Linked DNA regions of Homo sapiens: region 1 is linked to region 2. Evidence: chromatin loops called from intact Hi-C (ENCODE). Cell type or tissue: K562. All regions are shown on one strand. Each heading gives the region's core, and the rest is flanking DNA. Links, peaks and the distances in the headings are about the cores only. Region 1 holds the start of CORO6 (coronin 6). Region 2 overlaps MYO18A (myosin XVIIIA).

Region 1 (11,991 bases), core at 1,258-9,257, 470 kb after region 2:
CTGTGGCTGTGTGAGGAGCATCCCCTGTCCCTGTGTGAGCAGGTGGCCCCCATCATTGACCTCATGGCCGTCAGCAATGCGCTTTTTGCCAAGCTCCGGGACTTCATCACCCTGCGTCTGCCTCCTGGCTTCCCAGTTAAGATTGGTGAGACCGCACGGCCATTTCTCCTGAGCCCGTGGCGGGCCGACCGGGGTTTAGATGAGGTCGGGGTGGGGCTGAGGCTGAGGTGTGAGGGGCTGAGTGGTGGCGCCTAAAGGTTTCCTCATCCTCAGAAATCCCGATCTTCCACATCCTCAACGCCCGCATCACCTTCGGGAACCTCAACGGCTGCGACGAACCGGTGCCATCGGTGCGAGGCAGCCCCAGCAGCGAGACGCCTTCCCCAGGCAGCGACTCCTCCAGCGTCAGCAGCTCCAGCTCCACGAGTGAGGCCCCCCGCGAGAACGCCTGCCCCTCGGCTCTCCCCGGGGTGGGTGGGAGGGGCGCGCCCGGCCGTGCCTGACCCAGCCCCCGCGCCCCCAGCCTCCTGCCGCGGCTGCGAGATCTCCCCAGCGTTGTTCGAGGCCCCGCGCGGCTACAGCATGATGGGCGGCCAGCGGGAGGCGGCGACCCGGGACGACGACGACGACCTGCTGCAATTCGCCATCCAGCAGAGCCTGCTTGAGGCGGGCAGTGAGTATGACCAGGTGCGTCTCCGCGGGCGCGCGGGGCCACGGGACTCCGCGCCGCCACGGCTAACGCCCACGCCTCCCCGCAGGTCACCATCTGGGAGGCGCTAACCAACAGCAAGCCAGGCACCCACCCCATGTCCTACGAGGGTCGCCGACAGGACAGGTCAGTGCCCGCTGGGCCGGAGAGAATCCTCCGGAGAGGATCCTGTCTCCCCTAAGCCAGGACACAGCCGGAGAACCCGCGGGGCCCTCGGCAGGGACCCTCCTGGTATCGGGATGGCTTCTGCCACCACTCCTGCCTCCGAGGCGGCAGGCAGGGGTCAGGGATCCAGGCTTCACCGCGGAGTTCAGACTCTCCCCAGGCATTGACGGGGAGAACTTGGTAGGGTCTGGGCTCCGCCACGACCAGGTGGGGGCCAGGACGCCGCGGGACTGACCGCCTCCACTAGAGGGTGGTGGCCGCGGGCCGCCCTGGAGCCTCCACGCCGTGTCCCGGCCCCGGCCGGTGGGTGGGTGCGCCCGGGAGCCCGCGACATTCCTTCCCCACCCCCAGGAGCGCCCCGCCCACGCCGCAGCGCCAGCCTGCGCCCCCGGCGTCAGTGCCCAGCCCTCGGCCCAGCTCAGGGCCAGGTTCCGGCGGCCACGTGTTCCGGAGCTACGACGAGCAGCTGCGGCTGGCGATGGAACTGTCGGCGCAGGAGCAGGAGGAGAGGCGGCGGCGCGCGCGCCAGGAGGAGGAGGAGCTGGAGCGCATCCTGAGGCTCTCACTGACCGAGCAGTAGCGCCCCCTGCCGGGACCCTCGCCAGCGCCACGCGCGCCACGCCCAGGGCCAGGAGCCAGACAAACCCCGGCCTGCGCGCCTGCAGAGCGGCGGCTGGAGACTGGAGCCACCGCCTCGCGGGTGCAGCAGCACAGCAGGCACGGTTCGGGGAGGGATTCGGCATGGCCGCGGGGTACCTTCCCAGGCCAGGGCCCTGGAGGCAACTGGCACGGCCTGGTCCCCCTGCTTTGCTGTATTCTGATTCCCCAACCCGCTCCCCTGGGCTCAGATCTGTCCTGTCCTAGGGCGGAGCCAGGCGGTCCTGAGGGGGAGATGAATCCTTAGAGGAGCGCTGTCCCTATCCCTTGCTCCTTCTGGCCGGTCCGCATTTCTGTTCACTAACCCCACTCCAGGACACTGCCCCTGAAGCCTTTGCATCTCTGCTCTTCACTCCTGGGGGGCAGCTGAGCTCCCCGCGTGCTGTGTCACTGCTTTGTTCCAGACACAAACCAGCACGTCTAGGGCCCAGCCCCTCCCCCACCCCGGCATTTCAGCGTCAAGTGCACTTAGCGGGGTACCCGGCTCCCCCAGCCCCCACACCCGTCCTGGGTCTCAGGGTGGTTCCAGCTTCTCCTTGGGCAGCCAGAAGTTGGAGTCCCATCCCCCAAGGCACATTTTTTTTTTTTTTTTTTTGTGATCAGGGAGTGTGTCCAACGTAGCCCCCTGGCCTGTGCAAGCCCTGACTCCCTCATGGTGCCTCGGAGAGTGGGGAGCATATTGGGCTGGGGTAAGCACTAGACCCAAGTAGACTGGACACAAAGGGCTCGCCCAGGGCCCTGGCGCCACCCCCACCCCTTCCCACCAGCTGCTGCTAGCCTCTGTGGTTGTACATCCCACTTGCCCCCACACGGAGACTGACTCTAAAACCCTTCATCCAATGGTGCTAACCCCCGGCTCTCCCCTGCCCCACCTCACCCACCCAGAGAAGCACAGACCCCGCCAGGGGCAGGGGCCCACCGCACACCCTTGTCCCGGGCCTGTCTGGGACTGGCCTTCCCGGCTCAGCCAGTGAGGCTCAGAAGGGACACAAAGAGGGATGGAAGAAAAGAACAAAGAGAAACTGTTCCTCCCACCCCCTTCCCTGATGCCAGGGGCACCAGACTGATTCTGAGGCACAAATAAAAGAGGCTTCATACCGGAGGCTTTTGCTACCTAACTTTACTTGGGGGGAACGCCTACGGTGTGGGTTGGGGTCCTTCTGAACCTCAGAGTGGAGAGAGCTCTAGGGTAAGAGGCTGCCTGATGGACCCTGAGCCCAGGAGTGCATCGCCAGGTCTCCCAGGAGCCTGGGGGTAGCATTTGCAGAGGCTGGGGGTCTCGTTCCCCTCACTCCCACCCATGCAGGAGGCACAGACTGAACGCTTAGTAAAATATTTCATTCAGTACGTCTTGTTTTTCTGAGAGAGGCAACGGCAGAGGGTTGGGGGCAGTGTGTGTGTATTTGTGATGAACCTAACTCCTCATGCCAGTTCTCTCGAGATTTCTTCGCGGGGGCTGCCGCGAGGAAGCAGCCCTCGCCCCTGTCGGTGGAAAGAAGGAAGAGAGTTCTCTACCACAGACCGCTGTGGGTGTAGCCACTGGGTCCGGCTCTGCAGCAAACGGGTTGTGTATGTGTCTGCAGAACTGGGGTGACGCCCATCTGGTTTACCGCTCAGGGTGATGGAATCCAGTGAGCTGATTAGGAGAAGCGCTGTCATTTTCCCCAGCCTGGGGGTACCCATCAAATCGCCACCCGTTTGAGGTCAAGCTCAGGCTCCAATAACCCCAAGCATCACGCTAATACTAAGCACTTTCCCTGCCCTGGGCGGAGGACAAAGGGGGACACCACCTCGCCGTGCAGCACCATTGCTGAGCCCCCCAGGTTACCCCAGGCCTCCCTAGGCCAGCTCCAGCCGAGTCCCAGACGAGGCTCGCAGTCCAGCCTCCGCTGGAGCGACGTGGGTCTCCCCTAAGCTCCAAGAGTTCTGGTCTCCCGCGAGGGGCGGAGTTCCCTCCCCAGTCCCGCCCCCGGGCCCAGCCCAAGAAGGCGGGGTCCGGAGTTCGGGACTAAAAGCCGGGGCGGGGCCGAGCTTGTGCGCCCCGCCCCGCTCCGCCTGCCTGGCGCGCGGGGCTAGTCCGTGCCGTCCACCAGCTCGCACAGCATGTTCTCCAGAGCCGTGATGCGCTGCTCCTGGGCCTGCACCCGCTCGCGGAGGGCCTTGATCTCTTCCAGCAGCGTCTCCAGGGTGTGCTGCTGCTGGGGCGGAGGACAGAGAGGCCGTGTCGTATAGGGGCGGTTGGGGGAGATGTAGATTGGGCCAGAGTGCAGCAGGGCCGATCTTACCGACAAGGGGGCGTCGCTGGCCGACTGGCTGCGGCGGGGGCCGGAGGGCGGGCGCACGTCCAGGATGTTGCGCTTCGTGACCCGGAGCTCGCGGTGCTTGGGGGGCACATAGCCGTCCCTCAGCGAAATGAGCACGGGTTCGGCGTCCTGGCCGGATAGCCATTCGTCCGCTTCTAGGGCCGGCTCCGGGCCTGGCGTATCCGGGTACAGATCGTCCTGGAAGAGGTCTGACTGCGGGGGTGGGTGGACAGGAGGACTTGCGTGAGAGGGTGCGGGGCTTGCTCCGCTCCCTTCCGCCTCGTAGCCCTGCCCAACCCTTCTCCCGGCCCCTCACCTTGCGGGGCACAGTCATGATGATAGGTTCACACTTTCTTTCGTGTAGCTTGTAGAACCTATAAGGGAGCAGGGTTCAGCACCCTCGCAGACTTCCACGTCCTTAACTTCTCCTGTCTAAGACCAAGGGGGTTGGAGGCCAACACTTGCTCAGCGCCTACCATGCATATTGCACATTACACACATTATTGGTTCTGCAATAAAACACCCTGATGGTGTGTTCACCATCATCTTATAGATGAGGAAACTGAAGTTGAGAATGTAAGGCTAGTGAGCGGTGGGTCTGGCACTGAAACAGAGCTGTCTTATCCCCCCGCCCCGCTTTTCCAAAGCACTGCATTACTGGGGAAGCCCCGTGGCTAGGACCCGACATGAGTGGGGGACAGAGGCGGGTAGGTGTTCAGGAGGGGCCAAGGCTGCTGACCGGGCGATCTCACACTTGCTGACATCCAGTCCCCTTTTGGGCATGAAACCCATGCCCCGCTGCGGCTCTTTGCTGCTGAACGTGTTCAGGTAGTGCACGAAAGGCGGCTCGTCGGTAATCTCAAAGTACCGAATGCTGCTGTCGCCCTGCAAAATCAGTCGGTTCAGGGGCGCGCCCGGACAAGGCCCTCCACATCTCCATCCAGTGCCCTGTTCTCCCTGCCCGGCCGTGAGCACCTTGCCACACAGGTAGACGATGCTGGAGTCGGGATCGTAAAAGGGCAATAGGACCCCGTTGCTTGTGTCCATCTCCTGCAGTGCCACTGGCTCCTCGAAGTTGTTCTGCCCGAGCACAGGAGGCGTGACCAGCCCTGCCCCACCCTCCCGTGCTACTTCGGGACCCCCAGAAGCCCCTTTACGCTTCCTGGCCTTCCCAAACCCTATGCCCCAAACCTCTAGTGACCAGAGTTGCAGGCCCCTCCCCTGGGCACATCTCTCCTCCTCCCCTGCGCACATAGCTCCTCCTCCCCTGCACATATACCCGCTGCGCGCCGCATGCAGTCACAGCAAACCACCCCCAGGGACTCGGCATCACCAGGTGGGGGCGCCAGCGCAGGATCCTTCACGCGACGCAGCAAAACTGGGCAGAGGGGTGGGTGTGAGAATGGCAGGCGCTGCAGAGGTGGCAGCAGCCTTCAGTCCTGTCCAGGTGGGCATGCCCTGCGGGTGGGGGGCGCCTGGCCACTCTCCCGTGATGCCAGTCCCCGAGGCACACACCCCAAGCCTCCAGCTGCGTTACCGGGTCCCACAGGCCCAGCTCTCGCTGGCTCATGCGGGTGAAGCCCGTGGTGAAGATATGGCCCTGGCGCGTGAAGACGGCCCGCATGGGCCTCATCCCCTCGTGGGCCGCAAACCTCTCCTGGGGGGAGGGGGAGACAGGGAGGGACATCACCCAGCTGCCTGCCCTGAGGAGCATGGAGGGATGAGCAACCAGCTTGCTGACTTGGGTGTCCGGGGTGGAGGAGCGGATGCGGGGAAGAGACAAATGGGGCCTAAGCACTCAGCTTCCTGCGGGGCCACGTCTGGCCCCTGACCTGGAGAGCATCCGGGCCTGGAGAGAGCAGGAGGCACGCGGCTCTCAGCCGATCCCGAACCCTTAAGCGCGCTCAAAGGCCGATCCCTAGAGCAGGGGTGTCTGCTGGCTCCCCGGAGTCGCAGCGAGGCTTTTCCCGAATGGGAGCTCCCCGCTCCGCTCTGGCCTCTTGGGCGCCAGCCACAGCCCGGGAAGGCGCTCCCGGCAGACCCAGAGAAGGAGCGAGCTAGCGCGCCCGGCGCGGCCTGGCCTACCGGGTCCCAGAGCGCGAGTTGCCGCTCACTCATCCTGCTGAAGCCGGTGCTGAGCAGCTTCCCGTCTGCGGTGAAGACAGCCCGCAGCGGGCGGGCGCCCTCGTGAGGCCGGGCTTGCTCCTGCTCGCCGGGTTAGTGGGTTAGAGCGCCCCGGCGCCAGCCCCGACCGCTCTCGGCGCGCTTGCTCCACGCAGACATGCACGCGGCCCACGCACCCGCACCCCAGGTTAGACTTGAGGCTGGCGAGGCCAGGGCCGCCGCCCTCCCAGGGCATCCGGCTGGGATAAGCAACGCGCGAGGGTTGCCCCATCCCCCGCCCAGCGGGTCCACAAGGAGAAAGGGCCAGCCCTCGAGCCAGTGTCAGGCCCCAGACCCTGGAAGATGCGTCTGGGTGCCGGCTGAGAGGAGAGGGGTCCAGGAGCTCAGGTTTCATGCAGGTTCTGGTGGGAGGATGGAGTTTCCAGCTTCTCCCCTCCTCAATCCCAAAGCGAGGAGCCCTTCTCTGAGCTTCTGAGATGCAAGGGAGGGGAGGGAACAGGAGCCGGGCAGAGAATTGCAGGCTGGGGGCTTACTTAGGGCAGAGACCTGTGGTTGCAGAGACGGGGGAAGGGGGCTAGTCTCTGGAGCAGGGATGCGACAGGTGAAAGCCGGGACCAGGGGCTCTGATAATGGTGGGTACAAGGGTGCTGACAGCTGGCCACTGGTCAAGGGGTTCTGGGGAGTGGCCAGGCCAGGCACTCACCGCCACCACTTGGCCTTTTCTGGGGTCAATGATGCGCAAGGTCTTGTCCTTGCAGGTGGTGGCTAGCAGGCTACCGTTGCTGTTCCAGCACACACTGTGGATGACGTCTGGGTGCATATCATCCAGGCTCAGCAGCACCTCCCCGGTGCCCACATTCCAGATGATGATCACATTGTCACCACCTGCCCAGAGTGGCCAGGCATGGTCACCTGGGTCCCACCTTTGCCACCACCCACCCATCTATGGGGGACCCCTCCTTAGCCCCCAGACCTGCACTGAGCAGGACATTCCTGGCAGTAGGGTGCCAGGAGAGGATGCCCACACGCTTGGAGTGGCCCTCAAGTGTGATGATAGGTTCCGTAATGTTGCGCATGGGGGTATAGTCTGGAATCTGCCACACCTGGGTAGGAAGAAAAGGTATATGGTGGGTGGAATGAGGAGCCACCCTGTCCCTCCACTCCTTCCCTACCTTTTTTTTTAACCCTACTGGCTCTCTTGAGTGGTAAGGGTCAAATACAGGGCAAGATGTGGTGGTGCATGCCTAGAACAGAAGCAGCTGGGAGCCAGGAGGGGGCACTGCCAGCTCTCCAGAGACCTCCCATTCACTCCAGCAGGGAGACTTCAGAGCACTGCCCTGCTGCTCTCCAGGCACCAAGTTGGCCATGGCTATAATTAGTCCTAAGCAGTGCATCCTGGGAGGGGGTGGGCATGTAGCTAAAAATAGTCCAGGAGCTGGGCAGGGCAGGGCCCTGGGACCCAGCACCTCCCTTATTACCACCCTTAGCACCTTCCCCAGCACAGGTGAGGCAGCCTTCCCTGCTCCCCTGCTCAACTGCCCAGCAGTAGCCACCTGGCTCCTACCATGATGGTGGTGTCGTCTGAGGCACTGGCGATAACGTTGTCATTGTGTGGACACCAGTCAATATCCAGCACAGGGGCAGTGTGCCCAGTGACCAGTGGGTAGTTCTTATCCACTCGCCCTGTCTGAGGGGTTGGAGAAGAAGATGTGGGGCTACTCTCCTGTGTGTTTTTTGGGGAGTGGGTAGCAGATCTGCTTACATCTCGATTCCTTATTACCTATTTTCTCTTTGCAGATCCCTCTCTGCACTTCTAACCCCATCCAGTCCACTTCCTGCACTTTACTGAAGGCAGAGTTGAAATAATTTAATATTAGGGACTGTGACACAGAGAGGTAAGATGGCCTCATCAAGGACACACAACAAGATACTTGTAGAGCTGAGATTTGAACTTTCCAGCCCAGTGCTCTTCCAAAGACACCTACTTGGAGGAGGCTGTTCTTCAGCCTGTTCTCCTATTGAAGTGTCTGTGGGAATCTCCTGGTGGAAGAGGTCAAGGTGAGATAATAGTGTAGTGCTGGACAGCCCTTTCCTGGCCTCCCTTGGCAGATCTCTTCCTTGTGAACCACTTTTACCTTGGAACCACAAGCAGCAAGCAGTCCTGGTGCCTACTATCCCCAAATGGGAGCTGGGGGCCCATCTATTTTTTGGTCTTCACAGGCTGCTTGTGGGGGTTCTGAGACCTCTGCAGGGGCAGACACTGGTCCAGACCAGGCAGCGGGGGAGAGGGTGGCTATGTGGTACTGAAAGAGCAGACATATTGGGGGAGGAGGCAGCTCCGGCTGAAATTTGAGCCCTGGGGCTGTGTCCCAGGATGATGTCTGCATTGTCTGGGGTGAGTCACTGGCTTTTTCAGGCCTCTTCCTGACCCCGCCACCTGTGGAGCCTACCCTAACAAGGTGTAGGGGCCAGAATCCAGGTCAAGGTCATACCTTGGGGGTTGGGGGAGAGTCATCCTTGGGATGTGGATGGTCAAGGGGCTTAAGGTTATGAAGCTAACGTGGTAGTCATTGCCTGGTCCCCATCCTGAGGGTAGGGAGGGCTCTGGCTTTATGTGTCATGTCCCCCTTCCTTTCCGTTCCCTTTCTTTCTACTTCACTGCAAGTGTCCTTGGAGGTAACCAGGGACTCTTTGGATAGAGCCTGACCCTGTCCTCAGTTTGCTGCTCTGGGATGTGACTTAATCAAATGGTCATCTTGGGCTAGGGAGGAGGTTCTCCACACCCAAAACATGAGGGGATGCGGCATTAGGAGAGGCAGTGATGGAATCTGGCCAGGCTTGGCTGTGCTGTGTCCCAACCATCTCCATCACCCGGCTCCCCTCCTGGTCCCTGCTGGGAATGGGGTGGTGCATGGAGAGGTGGGAGGGCTAGGGAGTGGGAGTAAGCCACCCTGATGTTAGGGTGGGGTGGGGTGGCCTCCCCTCTGGTCCTTGAGGGCTTGGGGAATAGGGAGGAGCCAATCCACACAGATGCTTCTCCTGACTATGGAATGGAACTAGGTGAGAACAAAGGCTCAGGAGTTCCCAGGGGCCCCAGCTAGTGTCCTCCCACTTGCTTCCTTTCCCTGATCCCTCACCTTGGCCAGAGGCAGGACGATGAAGGCACCCCCGCCTCCAGCCTCCACAATAATGGCCAGGAATTTGGGGTTGACGGCACAGAAGGAGCTGTCCCATGTGACCTTGGACACACGGATGTCCTCGTAGGCCTGGTCGGCCTTTGCTGCCTGCCCAAACACATGGCGGAACTTGCTTTGCCGAACCACACGTCTGCTCATAGCTGCAGGCAGAGAGGTAGGATCTCAGTGCCCAGAAATGCCTTTGGTCCTTAGTCCTGTGAGCTGCGGGAGGGAGGAGGAGTGGAGGGGTGGCTGATGAGAAGGGTTATGTGGTCAGGAGTCAGGTATAAATCCATATAGTGTCTGGTCCTAGAAGCAGGGAGCTTTCTTCAAGGTGGTCAAAGTATGGGAAAGTTATTTTGCTGTGTAAAATGCTGTTTAATGTAAGTGGCTAGGATTTGGGGCCTGAATTCTCCACAGAGACCCAGGCTGAGGGGATTGTGGAGCCTAACAGACTGAAAGCTTTCTGGACGTTGGAATGTTTTTGGGAGGAGCCTCAATGCCACACTGCCTGCACCCCCCGCCCCCACCACCGCCAGCCTTGATGAGCATCTCTTCACGGACGTGGTTGTAGCTCCCAGAGGCACCCTGTCCAGAAGCAGAAGACTTGACCATTGGATCTTGGCTTAAAGCCAGGTATGGGGCCAAGACTGCAGCCACCACAGGATACCGAACTCGCATCTCTGGAATAGTTCAGGCAGATGGGGTTTTGCCTTTTCCTAAAATTTTGCCAAGGGGGAAGTTCCTCCTGTCCACCAATCTGAGTCCTTTCTGCTACTGTTTTCATCCCATGCCTTGTGGGGGGACGGGTGGCAGCACAGAGTGAGGTGGATCCCTCTTCTCCCACTCCTTTCTGCACTGGCTTCTCCAGGAAGCCCTGATCATGGTCTTCTGGCTTTTGCCTACCATAGGCTTGTCCGGTTTCTCCTCTGGGTCCTCTGCCCTGGTTGGGCCTTCTTCCTAGTGAACTCTTCTAGGGGTGGGGTCTTCAACCCCATCCTCCACCCCTGCCCCCGCCACGGCCAAGCCAGATTTGCAGGGGTGGGGAGGGTGAGGTGCCTTTTCTCCAGCTAGGGTCTCCCTAGAGGACACACTGAGCACTCCCAAAGCCCCAGCCAGTGGCTCCTGCCCCACCCCAGCCCCAGCATCCGTGTGCCCTTCAAGGCGCGTCTGCGGCCCCGAGCCTGAGGCCCGGCCTCCCTGCACCCTTCTTCAGCCTGCTGCCCTGACACTGCGTTCTTGCGAGACGAGGTGTCTGCGCCCTCCGGGAGCGCTGGCTGCTGTCCGGCCAAATATAGACACCACGTCCTCCCCGCCCGAAACCGAATTTGGCGGCGCGGGGGGAGGAGGCGCAGACCTCTGCCCCTCAGGGACCCCGCCCGCTCCGCTGGCTGCGGTGACGGCCGGGTGTGGGGGGCTGGGTACCTGGTCCTGAGCGGGCTGCGGGGCGCTCACGCTGCGAATCCTCTGCGGAAGGGGCCCGAGTGCGTAGGGGGCCGAGGAAGGCTTCAGGGCGAAGGAGCCACCTCTCCGGGTGTCTGTAGTATCTGGGACCCGGGTGTCCAGCTCCGCACTCTGGCCGATCCTGCGGCTCTCTAGAGCCCGGCGCCGCTGCAGCCCCAGCTGCCGCTGCCATCAACCTAAGAGGGCGGGGCTAGCATAGGGGCGGGGCCAGAGCCCAAGTTGCCCCGCCCCCTCCAGCGGCGGGAAAGTCGAGCGACCCCGACTCCCCTCCCAGCTTCCGCCGGCCTCGGAGAACCATCGAAAATAAATGTGCAGCTGTGTGCTAGGTGCGCACGCTGCTTCCCTCCCTCCATGACTCCCGGGTAGGCTGGGGAGGCTCGGGTTCGCAGACCTAGAGCAGGACGCTTGGAGAGGGAACGGGCGAGGGGGCGTGCGCCCCTAGAGCGGGCAGCCGAGGGAGACCAGGTGCCTCCACCCGCATTCCAGCCTCAATCGCGCTCCCAATTTAGCTGTCCCGATCGGCCGGGACTGCGGGACTGCACTTCCAGGCCTCCCTGGGGGAAAGAGGCCCTAGAGAATGAGGACCCAGGCTGATCCTGATGTAGGGCAAGTGAGAGGGCACCCGACACAGGGTTGTGAATGTTAGTTATTGTTATGAATGGCAATAGCGATCATTTGAGAAACCTAAAATGCTGGCTGTGTGCTAGGCATTTCACCCCATTAGATGAGATTCCATGGAGCAGGGCAGGAAGCAGCTGAAAGAACAAGGGGAGGACCGAGTGTAAAGTGAACCCACCTTGACACTCCCTCCCCTCCCAGATGCAGGGGGAAGAGGCTAGCACCGGTCTCTAGTCACATTTTAGGGGTCAGAGAAGCCAACTCAGAGGCCAGACTCCTAATGTTTTCTGGGCCTTGTTTGAATTGGCGCCCGACTGTGTTCCAGGTAAGCTTCCCCCGTCTCCCCCAATATTCACAGAACTGAATGTTGACCGAGGTCAAGGAGATTAAAGATAACCTGATCAAAATACAGCCAGTGAAGACCAGCCAGTCCCGTAGCTCCAGTCTACCCAGTGTCTGCACATTGCCTGGATTTCTTCCCTTGGATCATAAGGGCATCTGGGGCCAGTTATTACTTCCCACCCTCCAGGGCACACCTGGGAGTGAGTGAATGGAACACAGCCTTCTGAAGGGCAGGAACCAGCACTGGGGAGGAAAGGGAGGGAAGGTGGTAGAAACCATGAAGGGCCCACGAGGCTCCTTTGTTTCTCAGGAAGAGTCCAGGTGGCTTGTAGGGACAGAATCAAATCAAGAGTCAGTGGCTTGTAGGGGAACAGAATAAAAAACTGTTACGAGTGCTCCAGAAATAACTCCTGGCGTAGGGGTGCTGGGGCAG
Region 2 (11,991 bases), core at 2,170-10,169:
TCTCTGTGTTTCAACTTCTTTTCATTTGTATTTTATTTTTTGAAATAGAGTCTCACTCACTCTATCGGCTGGAGTACAGTGGCTCCATCTCGGCTCACTGCAACCTCCGCCTCCCAGGTTCAAGCGATTCTTGTGCCTCAGGCTCCTGTGTAGCTGGGATTACAGGCAGGCGCCACCACGCCCAGCTAATTTTTGTATTTTTAGTGGAGACGGGGTTTCACCATTTTGGCCAGGCTGGCCTTGAACTCCTGACCGCAAGTGATCTGCCCGCCTTGGCCTCCCAAAGTGCTGGGATTACAGGCGTGAGTCACCATGCCCAGCCTCTGTGCTTCAATTTCTTCATTTGTAAAATGGGAAAATAATAGCACCTACCACATGGGGTTATTACATGGGTTAAAAGAATTAGTTCATACATAGCTCTGAGAACGGTGTCCAGCACATTCATTTTCAATACTTAAAACAAAACAAACAAACAAAAGCTCTTTTGCCCAGGCTGGAGTGCAGTGGCACTATCTTGGTTCCCTGAAATCTCCATCTCCTGGGCTCAGCCCATCCTCCCACCTCAGCCTCCGTAGTAGCTGGGATCACAGGCATGCACCACCGTGCCACCATGTAGGTTTTTTTTTTTTTTTTTTTTGCACAGATGGGGCTTCCCTATGTTGCCCAGGCTGGTCTCAAACTCCTGCACTCAAGCAATCCACCTGCCTCAGCCTCCCAAAGTGCTGGGATTACAGGCATGAGCCACCACATTTGGCCTTAATACATTTTAACTATTATTATCTACCTATGATCATAAGCGGGGGAAAAAATGAGGCATTGTAAGCAAAATTTCCAGGTAACTGGAGCCTACCCTTTTTAAGGGATAAAAGATTTAAGTCATTTTCTAAATTCTATACTATTTATAATCCTAAAAATAACCAACATATATACCCTGCTTCCTTAAGTACAACACTCCTAATTCATCTCAAAGATCTCACACTCTGAGCTTTCCTTCTTGAACCCAATCCATTTCTGCTCCATCCTGTACTGAAGGGCACGCCATCTCCACCATGATGACTCCTGACTTCCTGGCCTGGCTACAGCAGCCTGGCTTCTGCCCCACCAATGCCCCAGCCTCTCTCCAAGGGCACCAGCCCCTCTTAGGCACCACCATGCTGAAGCCTTGCATATGCCTATATTAGGAAGGCCAGATGCCCTTTGTGGCCATATGTCTGCTTTTTAATTCTTTTGTCCCCTACCTCATTAGGCCATCAGCTGTCACTCGTCTGTCAGTGTGCCTGTCTCCACTCAGCTTCACATGCAACTACAGCTAGTCCCTCTGCTGCCCAAAGCGTGGTGGTGCAATATCAGGGCATGGTCCATTTCTTTGATGAGTCTAACTGATGGCTCCAGAGGCCATGTGGACACTCCCACAGCCAGCCAGGCCACCCCAAGCCCCTCAGCTTGCCTCCAAGGACAGCTGGAAGCTATAATCTGGCCCCTCCTCAGACTTTACTTTCACTTTTCTAGTCTCTTCTCCCTCTTCCCAGCCAGCCTGGCTCTCCGTCATTTGCCTGCCCTTGTCACCACCAGAGCCATTCCTTACGAATGTGTCTCTACCTTGGCTGACCCTCTCCATCTCTCCAGGCCCATCTCAACTCCTGCCTCCCTTATGAAGCCTTCCCTGAAACCCAAGACCCACCCGGCAATGCAAAGAACGTGGGCTTGGCAGCCAGACACACCTGGGTCTGAATCCCAGCCTCTTTCTTGCTGTCTGACCTAAGGGAAAGTTACTTGACTTCTTAGAGTTTCTACCTTTTTGGCCTTAAAATAGTATGATATCCACCTTATGAGGCTGTTATAAGAATAGAAAAGGCAGTACATGTAAAGCAACTGATGTGCGGCCTGGCAAATTATAGTTATTAAATTATTAATATCATTATTATCATAAACCATAGCACTCACTGTCCACACCTGAACACATTACATACATACGGTTCTTGGTTATACTCAATATGGTGCTCTATTATATACAGTGGAGTCACACACTATGTGGGGTTAGATTCCAAAGTCAGCACGTAAGGCAAAAATAGAATATAGTCCAAAACTCCTGAAAATCCCTTAAACTGCTCACAAAGTATAGTACACATGATTTTGAGTATGCCATTTGGTATAATATAGCTGCAGGAAAGCATAATAGTCATGTACAGCATATAGTAAAAACACACAAAATATTATTTTTATAATTTTAGGCTACAGTAATATAGTTTCTTTCACAACCATATAGTTGAACTTATTGAAGTTTACTGTCCACGTGCCATGACTATACAGCATAACTAATGTTCTGAATGATAATCGATTCGTGTTGAATGTTTAAGCCTGCTCTCCCTGGAGAGCTGGGACCATTTCCTACTTCCTTTATATCCCATCCCGTTCCCCAGCACTAGGCACACAAAAGGTGTTCCACGAAAATCCATATGGATTTAACCAACTGATCTGAACGGTGCACGCACAATAAACGGGCTGGAATAGAGTGGGGAACAAGGGGATCTCCATGTGTGGTGACAACTTCAACTGCTCTGCTCTCCCACATTGGTGGCGTGGATGAGTGGAAGGTCCTTGGCTCTGTTTCAGGCACTTGACCAGGCAGAGTGGCTAAGCAGAGCTGGGGGAAGGCCAGACAGGAGGCTCTGAGGGCTGGAGGAAGTCGTTCACTTATTCAACTAGCTGTGAACTGTAATACCTCAAGGCGAACACTGTGGGGAAGCACCGTGCCTGCTTCTTTTTCAGCTTCCCCACCACAGACTGAGCTTCCTGAGGCAGAGGTTGTGTGTTGTTCATTGCTCTATCCCCAGCACTCACCTAGCACTGGGCCCTGCTCAGAGACAATATGAGGCACGTTTGAGTGACTGAGTGAAAGAAGATAATTTAGTTCTTGTTTTCAACTAAATACTTCCTGATTTAAAAAAATGTACAGATCAGCAGAGGAGATAACAAATGTACCCCAATAATTAAAATTCAAGTCAGGGACGTCAATAACAGTCTAGGGAAGTTCAGAGGCAAAGATCTGTTCCAGTTACGGTATTAAGTAGACAGCTTACAGACAGCTTGGAGCTAGGCCAATGAAAGAGAGAAATGTTATAATGTGGCAATGAGGTAGGAAGGGAATTCCAGGGTGAAGAAGTAGTGTAAGAGAAGGCAAAGAGGGGCCAGGCAGGCGTAGTGGCTCACGCCAGTAATCTCAGCACTTTGGGAGGCCGAGGTGGGCGGACCACCTGAGGTCAGGAGCTCGAGACCAGCCTGGCCAACATGGTGAAACCCCGTCTCTACTAAAAATACAAAAATTAGCCAGGCGTGGTGGCATGTGCCTGTAATCCCAGCTACTCAGGAGGCTGAGGCAGGAGAATCACTTGAACCCGGGAGGCAGAGGTTGCAGTGAGCTGAGATCACGCCACTGCACTCCAGCCCGGGCGACAGAGAGAGACTCCATCTCAAAAAAATAAAATAAAAATAAAATAAAATAAAAGGCAAAGAAGTGGAAAAGCATGAGATGTGGACAGTAAGTCTGGAAGAAATGTATGACACATATAGGAAACCAAGGAGGGAGGGATAAAGCTGGGAAGGAAGCTGGGTCTCAAATCAAGCAAGTGTGTGCTGTAGTGGACATGTGTTGTTTCTGCTGCCCACCACCCATTCCTCCATCCTCTGATTATAGCACTCCATTTTCCCCTCTGGGGACCCACCCCAGCACATGACTTCGCCCTGGCCAATAAGAATATCCTGGCCAATAAGAATATCCTCAGGCTATAGGTTCATGGAGGGCATGTGACCCAATCAGTTTCAAGGATACATAATGAAACTTGGGGATTATTCAAAGAGTCACACATCTCTATCCACACAACTAGAACCTGGGGCTGTGACATTTTGCCATTACTTGTCTGAGGACCAAGGCTGCCTAGAAGATGGGGTGAGAGACAGAAAAGGTCAGGTCTTGGTCACACTGTTAATGTTTCCAGATAAGGCTGAGCCTGTAGCCGGTTCTACTGCTGGACTTTTCAGATACTGGTGACAACACATATCTTCTTTTTAAGCCAGTTGAGCTGGGCTTTCTGTTACTCTCACCTGAAAGAGCTGTACCTGAGATGAAAGCAAGGTGGGCAGTCAAAGGAACAAGAAGGTACACACCAAGCACTAGCCATGGCCAGGCACATGCTACTGGTTTTCCTCTCAAAACCCTGCGAGGTAATGAGAAGGGGAATTGTGGAATGGGGAAACGGGGTTTACAGAGGTTAAATAATTGCCTGTGATCACACAGATTGTGACTGGCCAGGTGATTTGAACTCAGATTGTTCAGATTCCAGAGCCCAGCTCCTTACACACCACCACCTGCCTGGAAAACAATGGGAGGCACAACAAGCTTTTGGAGAGTGATGGGGCATGATTTAACCTGTGCCTTAAGAATGCTGAGCAGGTCAGGCATGGTGGCTTATTCCTGTAATCCCGGCACTTTGGGAGGCCGAGGAAGGCAGATTGCTTGAGCTCAGGAGTTCAAGACCAGCCTGGGCAACATGGCAAAATCCCATCTCTACAAAAAACACAAAAATTAGCTGGGTGTGGTGGTGGCATGCCTGTGGTCCCAGCTACTTGGGAGGCTGAAGTGGGAGGATCACCTGAGCCCAGGGAAGGTCAAGGCTGCAGTGAGTCATGATCACACCACTGCACTCCAGCCTGGGTGACAGAGTGAGAGACCCTGCCTAAAAACAAAAAACAAAAACCAAAAAACATTCTGAGCTAACAGGATGCAAGAGGAGGAGAAAGGAGGCTGGAAGGTGAAAGAACATTAGAAAGTCAAGGTAGTCAGGCATGGTGGCTCATACCTGTAATCCCAAAACTTTGGAAGGCAGAGGCAGGAGGATCACTTCAGACCAGGAGTTCAAGACCAGCCTGGGAAACACAGAGACCCGTCTACAAAAAATTTAAAAATTAGCCAGGCGTGGTGGCCTGCAACTGTAGTCTTAGCTACTTCAGAGGCTGAGGTGGGAGGATCAATCACTTGAGCCCAGGAGTTCAAGGTTACAGATTACAGTGAGCTACGACCATGCCACTGCACTCCAGCCTGGGTGACAAAAAAAAAAAAAAAAAAAGGAAGTCAAGGTAAAAGGTGATGCCAAATGAGAGATAAGAAGGGTCTGCCTAGGATTCTGGCAGTTGATGGGGAAGAGAGGGTGACTCAAGAGAAAAAATAAGCTGGACTTGGTGACTATTTGGGGAAGGATGGGAAATGGGCACAAGCGGGTCTGGGTGGAGATTGAGAAAAGTAAGGAAAGATACCAAGGTTTAAAGCTTGGGAAGATATATTTTGTTAAGATATATCTTAACAATGAGATATATATATCTTAACAAAATATATCTTAACAAAAGAATACTTCTCTGACCCCATTTGTCCCTCTAGTTCCCCTGTAAATCAAAACTCCTAAAAAAAAGTCTATAAGCACTGTTGCCATAAATGGGTACTAATTATATGATCCTTGTATTACAAATTTGCGGTGTGTAAAGTGTCAATAATAGAACTATATTTAGGGAGTTGGGGAGAGTCCTGTTTAAAGCACTCAGAGCTCAGGGCCAGGAGGGCCTGGAGCACTTGCTTTTGAAGTGGGAGGGCCCAGCCACTAGGGTGGCAGGTGCACTTCCAGGATGACCACTTCAGAGGTCCTCAGCACCAGCCCTAGGGCCAGTACTAGAGTCTACACCTGTCTCAAAGAAAATGCCAGCGCAGGAGTCCCTTCCCTTTCTTGGGAGGAATTATCCTTTATTCTTTTGTGTGTGTGTGTGTGTGTGTGTGTGTGTGTGTGTAAGTAACAAAATGTCACCTCGTATGAAACAGTAGTGTTAGGAGACAGCGATTGGTATTGAGGTGCCAAGATTTTTTATGAAATTCTACCAGTGCCGATAGCCAGTGGATTCTGAAGGGTTATAGGGCAGACTCCCTTTAAGAAGCCTAGGGATGGTCTCAGAGAGGAGAAGGAGGGCTGAGAGGAAACCTGGAGTGACCAACGGCGCATGCCCAGGGCCACCCCAGCCACTCAGCACCCTACGCACGGGTCAGGCTCTGTGAGGGCCGAGTCAGCCCCAGGCCCGGGGCGGCACTTCCCGGGTTGGCCCACCGGCCAGCCGGAGCCTGGGCGGGGCCAAGGGGGTGGGGCCAAGCCCAGCACATGCGCCTAGAGCCCTGGAAGCTCCGCCCTGCAGCGCCGCTGGCGCCCAGCAGAGGGTGGCAGCCCCCTTCTCATCTACCCTCCCGCTTTGCTGGGGCCGCTTTCACCTCCGCCAGGCCGGCCTCCAGGCCCCACCCCCAGGAGGCGTCCCCCAGGAGCTCCGGCCCGAGGGGGCTGCGGCGGCAAGATGGCCTCTCGCCGTCCCCAGGACGCGTAGGGCAAGAAGAGGCAGGGATGAGCTCGGTGCCCACTTTGTTTTTATCACCGCTCTATCCCCAGAACCTAAAACAGTTCCTACATATAGTAGGCATTCAGTAAATGCTTATTGATGGAATAAATGAATGAATACATGAATGCAAGGTCAAAAGACGCCAGGAAAGCCTGTTCTAGAGAGGGGCTTGTCTAGAGACAAGCAATCAGGAAGGTCAGTGGGTATGGGACGGCGAGCCACAGATCACTGCCCCAGAGGTGGTCGCCGAGGCTTGGGGCTCTGACACTCCCCCCAGCCCCTACACCCACCCAGTCCCTGCATTGGCACACCCATCAGTTTGCTCAGAGCCATGTGCCACCACACCTTTTCGGGCACAGAGCCCAAGTAGGGACGCCTGGGCTTGTCCTCTCTGCCAAGACCCTGAGTCAATCCCCAAAGACTAGGCAGGCATATGCGGCCGACTGCAGGGACCACCTGACTGGCCCGACAGCAGGCCTGCTGCTCTCTGAGGTCTCTCAGCTGCTGGGGATTTCCTCATGGCCCCCGGGGACTTCCAAATTGCCTCTGCTTTGCCAAGCTCCCCCAAGGCCCAAAGCCATGAGCCAGCCTTGAGGATCCTTTCCCAAAATCCTCCACAGCCCTGCCCCACATCTCATCAGGACTTGGGTCACTTCTGGGTCTCCTAAATGTACCACATGCACTATGTTCTCCTATCCACCCCCTCTGGTAGACAGGAGGGAATAAACATAATGAAGCATTGTTCTCTTTTTCATATAAATGACAACTCTTCTCCATTTCCACAGAAGAAAAAAAAGGAAGCCAGCTTAAGGGTCAGCCACAGCAATTTAAATAAAATATCAGTAAGGTCTTCCTGGGTGTGAGAGATGGAGGCCTGTGGTGCTTATTCTCAAAGTCAGAGAAGTTCTTCTAGACAAGCCTCAGGTTCCTCGTAACACTGGACATCCAATAAATATTTGAGAATCTGTGTGTTCACCTCTGGAGCCCCTATTGGGCCTGTTTCTAAAACCCTCTGAAGTAAAAAATAAAGCACAAACCCTATGTCCATAGAAACAGGAAGAAGCAAAAGCCTCTACCTTGCCTACCAACCCACCACCTCTGTGCTAACAGCCTGGGCCAAATCCACTGGGGCATGTGAGTACCTGTGTGTTACAAAGCTGGGCAGAAGACATCCTTGGCGAGGAAAGGAAGCGCTGCCCCAGTTGTGGTGGCACACAGCCAGGGACCTGCTGGCCCTGGGGCATTAGGATTCCAGAGCTGGTGGTGGTTGAGGTGTAGAAATTGCCAGAGAGGACAGCTCTTCCTTCTTGAGAGGAAGGGGAAATGCCACCATCCCCTGCCTTACCAGGGGGACTCTGAAGGAGGAAACAAACCTTCAAGAACACCCAACTATTTCTTTCTGGGAGCTGTTTAGAGCCGTACTGTTCAATATGGTAGCTACTAGCCATGAGTGGCTATTCAAATTGAAGCTGGCCGGGTGTTATGGCTCATGCCCATAATCCCAACATTTTGGGAGGTCTAGGCAGCAAGATCGCTTGTCTTCCTTTGATGACTGATTTTGAGGTCTCTCTTCTGTGCCTTTGAAAGACCCTATAGAGGATCCTCTACCCTTTGTCCCGCCCATTTTCTTCAAAATCCCAAAACTGTAGCTCTTATTGTTGCTGTAGAAACAGATGCTTGTCAAACATGAAGTTGGTTGGAAGGGCTAGTTTTGGCTGCAGGAATTGCTTTCAGCTCATCTGGGGAGGAGAGAGGAGGAAGAAAGGAGGAGAGAGGGGGCCCCAGGCAAGGGCCCACAGGTCAGGAGTTGCTGTGGTTGCAAAGGTGTTGTTAACACAAGACCAGCCTGGGCAACATAGTGAGACCCCGTCTCTACAAAAAAAATTTTTTTTTAATTAGCCAAGTGTGGTCCCAGCAACTTGGGAGGGGGAGGTGGGAGGATCACTCAAGCCCAAGAGTTCGCTGCAGTGAACTGTGATGGTGCCACTGCACTCTAGCCTGGGTGACAGAGCAAGACCCCGTCTCAGAAAAAATTCCAGTTAAATGGAAACAATGAGGATACTTCTGATTAAATTAAAATCAAATAAAATTTAAGGTTCAGTTCCTACTAAGTTGGATAGCATTATAGACCATTTCTACCCTTGCAAATTGTTCTGTTGGGCAGGTCTGGTCTAGAGGTTCCCTTTCAGTGTGTCCTGGTCCCTCTACCAATGCCTCCTTCAGATGATGCCCCCGCCTACCTGCTGTTGTCTCCCTTCCTCACCCCAGAGTCTGCTTAGACTCCTATCCACACATGCCTTGCCTTGTTCCCTAGGCCTCCAAAAGAGGTGGAGGAGGGGACTGTAGTCACAATTTAATACCCAGCTGGGAGCAGAAGCCAAGACTGAATGGAAACCTACTCCCACCCCAAGGCGTCCCAGGCCTGGGAGAAAGCCCCTCAGTGCCTGCACAATCACACAATGGTTCCTTGTTTCTGCATTCTCTGGGCCAAGCACGAGTAAGACATCTGGAATGCAGTGGCCTGAGGGCTTCCCCAAGCCACCCGCTGCAGGACTTATCTGATGTTAGTACTCCTATAGAATCAGAAGTCCCAACAGAATCCTGAACTTTCAACAGCAAATAAGGCCAATGAAGCCTCATCCAGGGCATGCCAGGATTTCTGCCATGGAGCAGTGAGGCCCATAACTGGACACCTCCCTGTGTCACCAACTAGATGAAGCAAAGGAGGAGTAGGAAGGGGAGGACACGGTGGAGAATGGACTCTGGACATATCTGACATGCTGGAGAGGAGGCTCAGAGAAGCCCCCCAGCCCCGCATCCACAGAAGAGCAAAGGAACAGATTGGCGGGTCTGACCACTGTTGTGTTCCGTCACAGAGACTTCACTGGAGAGGTTTTGCTGCAGTAAAAATCACAAGTGGGAGAGTCTAGGCATGCTCATATGGGTGGTGGAAGGAGCAGAGGACAGACTCTGGAACTGGCAGGTCAGGACTGTCTTTCTGTTTTATGCCTCAATTCCTGCTTAGTCCTAATCTAAATGGGCTGTCAGGAGCAAGACAGGTGTGAAGAAACAAAATAAATTGTAGAAAGACCAAAAAGTAGGGTGAGTTTGTTCAAATGGAAAACAAATAGGTAGAAAGACACCTGGTACTCCAGAGGTCTTGCCATCAGCTAAGAATCTGACTGGAGGGAGTCACAGAGAAAGCAGCCCAATTTTAAAAACTGGAATCAAACTTCAGACCAGATTGGAAACTCAGGCCAAAGCAATCCCTCGCTAAGATTACTGTGCAGCCCTGAGTAAGCTTAGGCCTGTTCCCCATCTCTACCTGAAAGGCACTTTGGGCATAAGCATCAGCGTGGGGACAAGAATAAAGCAGTTCTCCAACACTCCCCGTGAGCAGAGCTGAGCCATTAACAGGAACAGCACCTGTGACATTCCTGCGGGTACCAAGCTACCAGGCACCAGTGCTTCCTGACGTACCAGAGACAGATTAATGAGGATGATGATAATGTTCACTTCTTCTTTTTTTTTTAAACAGGATCTCATTCTGTCACTCAGGTTGGAGTGCAGTGGTGTGATCATGGCTCACTGCAGCCTCAAACTCCTGGGCTCAAGCGATCCTCCTGCTTCAGCCTCCTAAGTAGCTAGGACAGGCATGCACCACCACACTGGGCTAATATTTTTACTTTTTGTACAAAGTAGCACTATCTTTCGCAGGCTGGTCTTGAACTCCTAGCCTCAAGAGATCTTCCCATTTCAGCCTCCCAAAGCACTGGGATTACAGGTGTGAACCACCATGCCTGGCCAATGCTCACTGACTCTAGGCACTATTTTGAGGCACTGCTCTAAGTGGTTTATATGTATTGATTCATTTAATCCTCAAGACAACCTTACAAGGAAAGTACTATTATTTTGTGTTTGCTTGTTTGTTTGAGACAGGGTCTTGCTCTGACACCCAGGATGGACTGCAGTGGTGCAATCACGGCTCACTGCAGCAAACTCCTGGGCTCAAGCAATCCTCTCACCTCAGCCTCTTGAGTAACTGGGACTACAGGCACACACCACCATGCCCAGCTAATTTTTGTATCTTTAATAGAGATGGGGTCTCACCATGTTGTCTGGGCTTGTCTCACTATGTTGCCCAGGCTAGTCTTGAACTCCTGGGCTCAAGTGATCCTCCTGCCTCAACCTTCCAAAGTGTTGGGGTTACAGGCATGAACAACCACACTGGACTAAAACTACTATGATTATTCTCATTTCATAGATGACGAAAATGAGGCACAGAGGAATTAAATAATTTGCCCAAGGTCACTCAGCCAGTAGGCAGCATGGCCAGGATTCAGACCCAAGCAGTCTGGCTCCAGAGGCCAAGCTGTAGCCAATACTTAGCAATGTGTTAACAACACCTTCGCAACCACACACAACTCCTCACCTGTGGGTCCTTGCCTAGGGCCCTCTCTCTCTCTCCTCCTCTCTTCCTCCTCTCTCCTCCCCAGATGAGCTGAAAGCAGTTCCTGCAGCCAAAACTAGTCCTTCCAAGCAACTTCATGTTTGACAAGCATCTGTTTCTACAGCAACAATGAGAGCAGCAGTTTTGGGATTTTGAAGAAAATGGGCGGGACAAAGGGTAGAGGACCCTTTATAAGATGGGTCCCTCTTTCAGAGCACAGAAGAGAGACCTCAAAATCAGTCATCAAAGGAAGACAAGGGGGCTGGGGGAGGACCCCAAAGCCCTGATTAAAGCAGGAAAACTGATTCCCCTACCCCAGAGACAAAGTCCTCTGGTGCGAAGCCAGCTGCTTTCCTCTGGACAGAGAAGGTAAGGGCTAGAAGCAAATGGCAGAAATTGGAGGGGTCTGGGAGAAAAGGACAACCCACTCTAAATTCTGCAGAGTGTGTGTGTGTGTGTGTGTGCGCGCGCGTGCGTGTGTATGTGGCGCCTAGGCCATTCCTAAGCTGGGTGTCCTGCCACAGAACCCAGTTCTGTGGTTCTCTTCCCCAGGTCGAAGTTAGGTGATGATGGATGGAGGCAAGAGTGATCAGGCAGCCCTGGGAGAGGCGTGTAGACAGGCCTCAGTGTGCCCGCACAGGGTGGCTCACCTCCCTCGAGGGAGGGCAAGGGCATTTGGGGTGAGGTGGTCAGGCTGGTACCCCTAGGAGAAGGCTTCATTCCTGCCTGCCCCTCACCTCATCTAAGCAAGAAACCCCTTTTCTTGTTCAGAAATCCTGAGGCCAGAATCTCAGGCTGCCAGGGCAATCGGGGCTCTGCCAGGCAAAGCCAAGTGCTAAGGGGAATAGGGATGTTTGCTGGTCACCGATTCCAGGAAGACAGGCCACAGCAGTCCCCCCAGGCTTCTCAGGCAGGGGGCCCAGTTTCCCTCTTGCCTCTGTTGATCTTGAGGCATGGCCAAGTGAGTGGGGACTCGACCCAGCCTGTGCCCGTGTCCTTTAGGGAACCTAGGTGCCTGCTGAGAGGAGGCAGGGCTGTGCCAGGCTCAGCACATGCTGGGTTCCCCCCATGCCTGAAGTGCCAGGCACACTAGCTCCCACAGCCTGGACAGCTCTGGG

What was found. Hi-C counts contacts between places; a loop is a spot of excess contacts. Peaks named below come from ENCODE experiments on the same cell type or tissue, not always from the same donor. Only the 100,000 strongest peaks of a DNase experiment are listed, where the experiment ranks them.
Region 1: a loop joins it to region 2, with 3 times the contacts of the local background. A loop is called at or near these places in 2 of 110 quality-filtered maps.

What each region holds. Positions count from the first base shown.
Region 1 is chr17:29,612,129-29,624,119 of GRCh38, forward strand. ANKRD13B (ankyrin repeat domain 13B) reads left to right here. Exons shown (of 15, transcript NM_152345.5): 11 at 1-145; 12 at 274-426; 13 at 524-687; 14 at 759-835; 15 at 1,226-2,633. The coding sequence ends at 1,454. It overlaps CORO6 (coronin 6), which reads right to left and starts at 10,784. Exons shown (of 11, transcript NM_032854.4): 1 at 10,560-10,784; 2 at 9,096-9,356; 3 at 7,523-7,645; 4 at 6,932-7,061; 5 at 6,662-6,843; 6 at 5,372-5,491; 7 at 4,810-4,914; 8 at 4,574-4,719; 9 at 4,151-4,208; 10 at 3,817-4,047; 11 at 2,634-3,729. The coding sequence starts at 9,293. The coding sequence ends at 3,604. RefSeq lists silencers at 1,109-1,338, 1,499-1,608, 2,937-3,006, 3,454-3,667, 3,547-3,596 and 2 more and enhancers at 1,283-2,146, 3,012-3,875, 8,183-8,477, 11,385-11,991. In K562, for the core only: CTCF peaks have their summits at 5,153 (motif pointing right), 6,021 (motif pointing left) and 7,231 (motif pointing right); DNase peaks (open chromatin) are centred at 3,523, 5,143, 5,983, 8,313 and 1 weaker place; H3K4me3 peaks cover 1,879 bases.
Region 2 is chr17:29,142,786-29,154,776 of GRCh38, forward strand. All of the region lies in intron 2 of MYO18A (myosin XVIIIA), which reads right to left. All of the region lies in intron 1 of LOC124903967 (a long non-coding RNA gene), which reads left to right. Among named protein-coding and RNA genes, the nearest start is that of MYO18A, 32 kb to the right of the region's middle. RefSeq lists a silencer at 5,991-6,470 and enhancers at 6,851-7,040, 7,061-7,110, 11,235-11,991. In K562, for the core only: CTCF peaks have their summits at 2,735 and 6,247 (motif pointing right); DNase peaks (open chromatin) are centred at 2,756, 3,746, 6,206, 8,956 and 1 weaker place; H3K4me3 peaks cover 925 bases.